Regions from separate parts of the Mus musculus genome. Here regions 1 and 3 are each linked to region 2. A link is a contact called in ENCODE POLR2A ChIA-PET data. All regions are on one chromosome and are shown on one strand. Each heading gives the region's core, a stretch centred on a gene start or an enhancer-like site at or near the end of the contact. The rest is flanking DNA. Distances are from core to core; before and after follow the strand shown. Region 1 holds the start of Spag5 (sperm associated antigen 5). Region 2 holds the start of Rpl23a (ribosomal protein L23A). Region 3 holds the start of 2610507B11Rik (RIKEN cDNA 2610507B11 gene).

What was found. ChIA-PET counts read pairs that join two places held with the same protein, here RNA polymerase II (POLR2A).
Region 1: POLR2A ChIA-PET joins it to region 2 with 13 read pairs in embryonic stem cell. The contact joins the promoter of Spag5 here to the promoter of Rpl23a in region 2. POLR2A ChIA-PET finds 5 or more read pairs at or near these places in 3 of 5 experiments (Patski and embryonic stem cell).
Region 3: POLR2A ChIA-PET joins it to region 2 with 17 read pairs in embryonic stem cell. The contact joins the promoter of 2610507B11Rik here to the promoter of Rpl23a in region 2. POLR2A ChIA-PET finds 5 or more read pairs at or near these places in 4 of 5 experiments (Patski and embryonic stem cell).

Annotation. Positions count from the first base shown.
Region 1 is chr11:78,299,714-78,302,911 of GRCm38, reverse strand. It overlaps Spag5 (sperm associated antigen 5), which reads right to left and starts at 1,321. Exons shown (of 24, transcript NM_017407.3): 1 at 1,202-1,321; 2 at 892-1,017. The coding sequence starts at 1,252. Gm3948 (predicted gene 3948) reads left to right here and starts at 1,401. Exons shown (of 4, transcript NR_166889.1): 1 at 1,401-1,607; 2 at 2,702-2,790.
Region 2 is chr11:78,182,125-78,185,147 of GRCm38, reverse strand. Rpl23a (ribosomal protein L23A) reads left to right here and starts at 1,564. Exons shown (of 5, transcript NM_207523.2): 1 at 1,564-1,629; 2 at 2,162-2,345. The coding sequence starts at 1,605. Snord42b (small nucleolar RNA, C/D box 42B) reads left to right here and starts at 2,035; the gene lies at 2,035-2,089.
Region 3 is chr11:78,259,984-78,263,312 of GRCm38, reverse strand. It overlaps 2610507B11Rik (RIKEN cDNA 2610507B11 gene), which reads right to left and starts at 1,559. Exons shown (of 39, transcript NM_001002004.2): 1 at 1,396-1,559; 2 at 485-614. The coding sequence starts at 1,463.

The DNA of each region.
Region 1 (3,198 bases), core at 72-2,571, 120 kb before region 2:
TCAAAGAAAAAAAAAAGCAAACTTTCATATTTTGAAAGAATGGTAGGCTTCCTGGTTCTCCCTATAGGAAGAGGAAATGATAGCAATTTCTTCAGGACAATTTCCCAAGTAAGTTCTACAAAATGTCTTTAAAGAACCCAGTGGGTCAAACTCCTCTCTTGACAAGTTTTACAAAAGCAGTTTGTACTATTTCTCTTAAGTCATTTGACAAGTAATTAAAAAAAAATCTAAAACATTAAAAAAAAAATCTAAAAGTAGAAAAGAAGCTGAGTGGTGGTAGTGGTGGCTGGCACCCTTGATCTCCGAACTGGAGAGGCAGAGGTAGGCAGATCTCTGAGTTTCAGGCCAGCCTGGTCTACAGAAAGTGTTTCAGGACAGCCAGGTCTACACAAAGAAACTCTGTCTCAAAAAACAAAAACAAAAACAAACAAACAAAACCCAAAACAACAATAATAGTAACAGTAACAATAGAAAACCTTCTAACTAAAAGGTACAGCTCAATATAGGCAATTCTGCAAGGTAATAGTTTAAAGTATTGGATACAGGAAAATTCTAACTACCCCATAGGATAGATGGATATGGTTTCAACTCTTGGAGACAGATCTCTCCATAAATGTGCCAGTATTTCTCGGGAATTTGGTATAGGTCAAAAACAAGAAAAGAGGTAAAGAAAAAAAAAAATCGAACCCAGCTAAATAGAGGTGTGGGTTCTCAGTGGATTCGTTTTAACCACCCCAGGGCACCTCTCTGTTGGCCTGAATAGCTGTAAATGGATGTCACGGAAGTGGAAGACTTCATTATCGTTATTAATTACGTTCCAGCTTTGGCCCTCTGTTCCTCTGAGCATCTGAGCCTGGGCAAACAGCCCAGTTGTGAAGCTAAAAATCTCACCTTCAGCTCCAGCCTGCACAGGTATGGGGTCAGCGCGGAGATCATAGAGGGACCTTTCCCTGAATCGGCGAGGGCCTCGGGCTGTAGTTTAAGCTCTCGGAGAGGAGTACTCATAGCTGGCTTCCCCTGAGAGAGAAAGCGAGTGTGAGGAAAGCTGGTCTCGGCCTCCCGGAGTGTTTTCCCACAACCGCTAGGCCGGGGCGGACAATGCCTCCCGCTGCCCCACTTCGTCCGGAGCCGGACTTCACCGGCCTCGGCCCCGCCCGGCCCCGCCCAGGTAGCGCCCTGTCTGCCGGAGTTCTCTCCTCACCTTTTGGGGCGAAGGCGACAAACCGAGATTCAGTGTTTTCACCCTCCACATTTTCAACTCGATCACTTAACCAGACCAAGTCGAAATGGCCACTTTCACCCGCCGCCTCTATTTGAACCCAATACGCACTTCGGGATTGGCTGCGGGGCCGCGGTACGTATGGTGGGCGGGACCTGCGCGCGTCACGCCCCCACGAGCCGCTCAGCCTAACGCCTCCACTGAAGCACCCATCTGGCAGGCTGGTGTGTCTGTGGGCTGCTGGAGAGTCGTGGAGTCCTGTTTCAGTGGCTCCGTTCCCCCGGTTACCGAGTGAGCCGCACTTCCCCCAGGGTTGGGCTGTCCAGGCATAGGTGCCAGTTTCATAACGGCCAGAGGGAGTTCCTAAGTGCCCAATTTCGGCCTTCAGGTAACCGCCTCTTCAGAATTTCTGGGCCTTTCTTGTGTCTAACCTCGGAGCCTACTGTAACAAGATCACTAGAATAATAGTTGATATTTACTTTACTGTGCATTTATGGTGATCTGTTTCAAGTGCTTGCTATATTAATAACTAACTCTCTCACACACATACACACTCTCACACACACAAACAGCGTGTCCCACACCACCACTGCCTGGCCCTCAGCCTCTTGAATGATGAAATCACAGGCCAATTTAGAAGTGTTAATGTATGAAGAAAAAGAAGAGAACCAAAGAAGAGCTTTAATGTTAGAAACTGTAGGGTTCTGTCAGGGTATGCGCGCCCATCAGGAACTGTACTGGTCAGTAACTTTCTGCGGGCTGCATGTAGCTCTGAATTCTTCAAATGGGAATATAATACAGGTGTGAAATGCACATTGCATTTCAGACCTTGTATGGAAAAACTATTTTTTTAATGTTAATTGCATACTGAAATATTTTTAGATATGCTAGGTTAAATAAAATATATTAAAATTTCTTGTTTTAAACCTTTTGAACATGGGTGACAATTTTAAAATTATGTAAGGGGAAGAATGGGGCAATGACTCCATCTTAGAGCTTGTCAGGAAAGCTTGAGGGCCTGAATTTGGATCTCCAATACCCAATAAAAAGCCGGGCATGGTGGTGCACACTTTTAATCTCAACACTGAAGAGGCAGAAGCAGGTGGATCTCTGTGAGTTCGAGGCCAGGATGGTTTACACAGTGTGTACCAAGACAGCCAGGGCTACATAGATCCTGTTAAAAAAAAAAAGGGCTGGGTGCAGCAGTTTTTGCCTGTTCTCCTAACAACATGGGGGCTGAGGCAGAAATGAGAGGATCCCCTGGGGTTTGCTGCTCAGTTAGTCTAATGAATCAGTGAGTTCTGGGTTCAATAACAGAAAATGTCTTGAAAGATAAAGTCTAGAGTGATTGAAAAAAATATGTAATGTTGACCTCTGGTTCCACAAAGCCCTACACATGTGAGCAAGCAGGTAGACAGGTACATGAACATGTACAGACATATAAGTTATACTAACTTGTGTTTCATTTCTTCTTTGTGACAGGGTCTCTCTGTGTACTTGTTGCTACCCTGGAAATCAGATCAAGCTGGCCTTGAACTCATAAAGAGACCCACTGGCCCTCTACCTCCTGGGTACTAGGATTAAAATCATACATGTCTTTTTGTTTTGTTTTAAGCTAGTCTCTGGTGGTATAGATCGGGCTCCTTTCAGCTCTTCCTCTGCCTCCTGAGTGCATTCATTATACTTCTATTGAACACTGCTACTCTAGAGACAAACAGTACCAGTCTGTAGGCTTTAGAAAAACTGCTTGAATAAAAACAGGGGGAGACAAGATAGGTGGGTAGTGCCGAAGATAAGAGTCCCAGGGCCTAGAACATGCTAAGTTTGTGCTCTACCAAGCAACTGCTCTTCCAATAGAGTGATTTTTCCTTTTTTGAGGCAGGATCTCTCTTTAGCCTAGGCTGGCCTCAATTTTTCGGCAATCCTTCTGCCTCAGAGTCCTGAGAATGCTTTTGAGCTTGGAATTGTCCAAGGTTCAG
Region 2 (3,023 bases), core at 315-2,814:
AGGTCCTCTGAAAGAGAACTACATGATCTTTTTTTTTTTTTTTAAAGATTTATTTATTATTTTATGTAAGTACACTGTAGCTGTCTTCAGACACACCAGAAGAGGGAGTCAGATCTTGTTACGGATTGTTGTGAGCCACCATGTGGTTGCTGAGATTTGAACTCTGGACCTTCCGAAGAGCAGTCGGGTGCTCTTACCCACTGAGCCATCTCACCAGCCCGAACTACATGATCTTAAGTGTTGACCGTCCTTCTAGTCCTTCTAATCCCTTAAACTGTATTCTTCCCAGTTGGTACTGTTATAGGCTTCTGACACTGCAAACTTCTTCCCTAAGACTAGAAATTGCTCACGAACTGAAATTTTAAGGACCTTAACACAGCTACCAGATGCTATAACCACCCACTGTTTTAGACCTAGGGGAATAAACATTTTTCTTTTAAAAACTACAACTCAAGCCGGACGTGGTGGCGCACGCCTTTAATCCCAGCACTCGGGAGGCAGAGGCAGGCGGATTTCTGAGTTCGAGGCCAGCCTGGTCTACAAAATGAGCTCCAGGACAGTCAGAGCTATAAAGGGAAACCCTGTCTCAAAAAACAAACAAAAAACAAACAAACAAACCAACAAAAAAAACCTACAACTCAGGCCACGTAGTGTTGGCACAGGCCTTTTAATCCAAGCACTCAGCAGTCAGAAGTATGTAGATCTTGGTGAGTTCAAAGCCAGCCTCCTCTACAGAGTGAGTTCCAGGACAGCCAGAACTAGAGAAAGAGAAACCCTCTCTCGAAAAGAACAACTCAAAACGAAACAAAACAGAACAGAACAAAACCAAACCAAAACCTAGGGACCCTAGGGTAAGAACACTGGCTGATCTTCTGAAGGTCATTAGTTTAAATCCCAGCAATCACATGATAGCTCACCGGTAATGAGACCTGGCACCTTCTTCTGGAACAAATGAAGACAGCTACAGTGTACTTAAGTATAATAATAAATAAAATAAATCTTTGGACCAGAGAGCAAACGGGGCCGACTGGAGTGAGCAGAGTTCCCAAAAATTCAATTCATGCTGGGCAGTGGTGGCGCACGCCTTTAACCCCAGCACTCCGCAGGCAGAGGCAGAGGCAGGCAGATTTGAGTTTGAGGTCAGCCTGGTTTACAGAGTGAGTTCCAAGACAGCCAATCTACACAGAAAAACCTTGTCTCGAAAAACAAGAAAACAAACAACAAAAAAATTAATTCCTGACAATCACATGAAGACTCAACCATCTGTACAGCTACAGTGTACTCATATACATAAAGTAAATAAATCTTTAGAAAAAAACAAAAACAAAAAGCCAAAACCTACAATTCCCCCAGAGAAACCCTGTGTCGGAAAACCAAACTAAACCAAACCAAAAAACGCCACATTTCCCAAGAAGCCCTTTCAAAGGGAAAGGTGGCGCATGCTTGGTCTCCCACTCTAGGGAATTAAATGGAACTACAATTCCCAAGAAGCCTCATATTACAGTTCATCCAATCAGTGCTATATATAAGCTATCGCGAGACTTTTATGAGCCTCCATTCTATAAGCTCATGGGAATTGGGCTGGGCCATCCTTTTCAGCCAAGATGGCGCCGAAAGCGAAGAAGGAAGGTATGTTGCGGTATGGGAATCTGTCAGGTCGGTCTTGGATACCCGCAGAGCGAACTCGCGGGGAAGAAGAATGCCCGGCTAAGCCATGGGGGGCTTGTTCTGTGGCTACTGTCGCGACTAGGCCCCGCTGCGGGGTATGAGGACCGCGTGGGCCAAGCCGCATGGGCTGGTTCCAGTGCAGGGGATTGGCAAAGCCACCGGGCCGGCAGCGGCCGCCACTGATGGCCAAGCATTTGACTTTGGGAAGCTCCTTAACATCCACAGGGTGGCGCTCCGGGTCTCCAGACCTATAAGGGATTAAAAGTAGTCCTTATTCGCCCTTTCCCCACGTTAAATGGGGTTATACGCACCCACGTGATGGTACAACGGGTTAATTATCTTTGCCTGTGGTATCGTGCATATGATGGAAAAAATCTGAAGTCTCCTGAGACCTGTGATGTCTTCAAAGGAACCACTGATGCACATGCTGGCAGGACGGCCGGAAGGGGTCACTTTACGAATGCCACACTTAATTTTAATTGTCCTCTCCCAGCTCCTGCCCCTCCCAAAGCCGAAGCCAAAGCGAAGGCCTTGAAAGCTAAGAAGGCGGTGCTGAAAGGCGTCCACAGCCACAAAAAGAAGAAGATCCGAACGTCACCCACCTTCCGGCGGCCCAAGACCCTGCGGCTCCGGAGGCAGCCAAAATATCCTCGGAAGAGTGCGCCCAGGAGAAACAAGTCAGTAGGGACCCTGGACCCAGTAGCATGTAGTAGGGCATTAGGAGTTCTTAACGTAGCTTCCCTTATAAAACACAATTGTTGAAGGAGCTGGTGCGGTGGAAGTGTGAGGTTATTTAGTCAGTGTTTGAAAGTTGACTTCAAAGAGATGTTGCTTATCTTGGTTCCAAGTGATAGGGGACTTGTTGGAACACAGGAGAGTGTTGATTAAGATGTCCAATTGGGGAGTGATGGCCTTCGAATAGTGTTATGAAACACACTTTTTTTTTTAAGATTTATTTGTTTTTTTATTTACATGAGTACACTGCAGCAGTCTTCAGATACACTCACTAGAAGGGGGCATCGGATCCCACTACAGACATTTGTGAGCCACCGTGTGGTTGCTGGGAATTGAACTCAGGACCTCTGGAAGAACAGTCAGTGTTCTCAACAGATGAGCCATCTCTCCAGCCTGAAAGACACTTAATTGATCAAATTCTGACGCTACTCAAAGGAAGTTTGAGAGAATGCTTACTGAAAAGTGTTTTGTCTATGGGGGAAGTACTCACCAGACACAATTCATTGCCTATTTGTACCTAGAATTTTTGAGTCATTACTTGGCAGTTGCATAAGTAAAAACTTGGCTTTTCAGAATCTTAAGAAAAAGTTGTTTCCTGATAGCTCAAGGCCAATTTTAGA
Region 3 (3,329 bases), core at 310-2,809, 78 kb before region 2:
CTCTGTTTACTTCCATATCTTTCTTCCATACCCTGGATACTCTGTGTCATTAGTTTGGTACTAGATACTAAAGAGGACCCAGCAGATACCAGGCTCTACCACTGAACCACTATTCCAGCTCATTTTAATTTTGAGAGAAGCACTCACTAAGTTGCCTAGGCAGAGCTTGAATTTATAATTCTCTTGCTTCGGCCTCTTGAGAAACAAGAATTACAGGTTTATACCACCAGATCTAGTCCCATAAACACTTGAAACAACTGGCATCTATTGCAGAGTCCTCCAAGTAGCTCCTAAGATCCTCTTGACAATAATAATAATAACAACAACAAAAACAACAACAACAAGGGTGGAGTTAACTAGGAAAACTACCCATGGAGGAAGCTAAAGTTTGAAACCCCCTCCAAACCAACACACACACCACACACTCCCGCCCTTCTCCTCTCTCTCTCTCTCTCTCTTTCTCTCTGCAATTCCCGGAACTCACCACCGTCTGCTGGTGCTGCTGAAACTTAAGACTGACATTCTGGATCCAAAAAAATCGGAAGGAGCCAATCTTTAGCTCTGCCTGCAACTTGCGCTGACACCACCTGGTGGCCAACCGGACCACAAGCCACCTGCAGAAAAAAAACAGTTGGATTATAAGACCCTCTACCCTTTTTGATTCTAGAAAGGCCTTGCAAGGGGTGGTATCCTGAAGCCGGATTTTTCTTAGGAACTTTACGATTTTCCTAAAATATTTCTCTAGTCATACTCATTTAGGCACAACAACCAGAACTACGGGCCCCTAAATTCAAACAAAACTAGGCAAACGAAACTCACCCTCTAAAAGAGGTCAAAAAAAAAAAAAAAAAAAAAAAAAAAGAAAGAAAGAAAGAATAAACAAAGAAACCCTCAAATCTTTAGGAACCCAAAGTAAAAAGAGGTCCTCAAAAGGCAAAGTGAAGGCAGTCGTGTTAAATACGTCATCGCACACTCCTTAGAGGGTCCCTGTCTGCGTCCCCACCCTGCAGCCGTTTCCGAGAAGGCAGAGGTCACTCTCGGAACTGCTCAAACACCGCTCTGCTCTAGCCAGCCAGTCCTCCCGACCTCTCTGCAGGGCGCGGCTGCAGGTGCCCTTCGCAATCTGGGAAGAGGACACGGAGGCGAACGGGGCAGGAAAGGGAGACCACCGAGGGAGGCCCCCTCCCTCACACGCAAACATTCGGTTCCCGGACTGGACATTGCTTCGGGTCCAGCCAGATGCTTCAGCGCCCCTGCCCCCACCTCGCTTCCCCTCGCCTCGGCTGAGCGCCCCCTCCTGCTCGCGCCCCCTCCGCCTAAGGCGCCCGACCAACCCGCGCCTCCTCCAGCCGGTCTTCCTCGACCCCCCCGACCCTGTGGCTAGAATCCCCTCACCGGCCTAGGAAGAGTGCGCTAAGCGCAACCAGCAGCAAGACCAACAGCGCGGAGAGAAATAGAGGCATTTAGGTCCGGGTCCGGCCCGGCCTGGCCCCGACCCCCGCCATGCCGGGCCCTGACGCCGGAACCGCACAGCGCCGCGGCGGGCTTCGGCCGCGCACGCACACGCACGGCGAGGAAGCGTTAGTGCGCGCGCGCGTGTCCCCGCCCCGGCGGCTCGTGGACCAGCCGGCTGGCTCCCTCCACGACCCGCCCCGACCCGCCCCGACCCGCCCCAACCCGCGCGCGCGTGCGCGAGCCCTGAGGGCCGACCAGCGGCTTGCGCGGAGTGGAGGCGTGGCTCTGGAGAGGGAGGGCGGGGCGGACCGCGAACGCGCGGTCCTGCGCGCTACACCTAGAGCGCAGCCTGCGCGGCACGCCGCGGAGCTCCGGGTTCGCGCTGAGGGCGGGGGATCGGAGTCCGCACGAGCTCGCCGGGCGGTGACCAGGATGGGTCGTTTCTACCACTTTGAGGTTCCACTTCCAAAACGCATTCCCTAGGCCATTAAGAGCCGGCCTGGCTGGTGCCGGGCGTGGTGGTGCAGGCCTTTAATCCCAGCACTCAGGAGGCAGAGGCAGGCGGATTTCTGAGTTTGAGGCCAGCCTGGTCTACAAAGTGAGTTCCAGGACAGCTAGGGCTATAAAGAGAAACCCTGTCTCAAAAAAACAAAACAACAACAACAAAAGTTATGTGTCTGTAGGTCATAAGTGATCCTGTCTGAAAAGATTACAGAGAAAATTAAGAGGTAATTCAAAGACCTCAGCTATCTATCATCTCACCCCACAAGGAAACCAACTTTGTTTACTGTCTGAATACTGTTCCAGATAGTATCTTCTTATCTTTTTTTTTTTTTTTTTTTTTTTTTTGAGACAGGGTTTCTCTGTGTAGCCCTCTGTAGACCAGGCTGGCCTCGAACTCAGAAATCTGCCTGCCTCTGCCTCCCAAGTGCTAGGATTAAAGGCATGTGTCACCATGCCTGGGCCAGATAGTATCTTCTAACATCCTTCATGGGGAGAGCCATTCTGTATTTTTAGGTTTGTGCGATTGTGTATAGCACCACCCAGAACAGGGTGAAATATAGAAATAGTGAATATTGTTTTACCCTTTACAGATTATCTGGGAAGCAATTTTAATTACATGAAATACAGAGTTCAAGGTCAAATCAAGCCAGAGTGAATTTTGCATTCTTCATTGTTAAATGAAGGAAGTAGATAAGGTCTGTTATGCTTATTCTCATGAGTCAGTGTCTGACTAATGACTTACTAACACAGTACCAGATAAACACAGTACCAGATAAAGAAATCCAGATGGTTCCAAGGTATTATGAAGTATTTTGTGTTCTTGGTTCTCAGATCCTAATCTGCATATAATTCTTCCAGATTTTTTTGATTGGCCTCTTCAAATAACAACTTCAAGGCCTGTGAGATGGATCTATAGGTAAAGGCACTTGCTGGCCCGAGGAATTGATTTCCATCCTCAAAATCCACAAACTATCCTCTAAACTACACACACCGGTTCATCTTCAAAATCTGTAGCTTTTTGTTCAAGTGTGGTTTCTCAGTGTTCAGGTAGGATCTAAGAACTCAATTCAAGTCAATGAGGCATCACAACACATTTCCATACTGGAATTCATCTTTTGGGGGTCTCTCTGCATGCAGCAGGGGTGGCAGAGTAACAATGTAACTAAGGCGAGACCAGAATCAGGCTCACCAGGACTCAAGAACTGGTATTGGGGGGGCTGGTGAGATGGCTCAGTGGGTAAGAGCACCCCACTGTTCTTCCAAAGGTCCGGAGTTCAAATCCCATGGTGGCTCACAACCATCCATAATGAGATCTGACTCCCTCTTCTGGAGTGTCTGAAGACAGCTACAGTGTACTTACATATAATAAA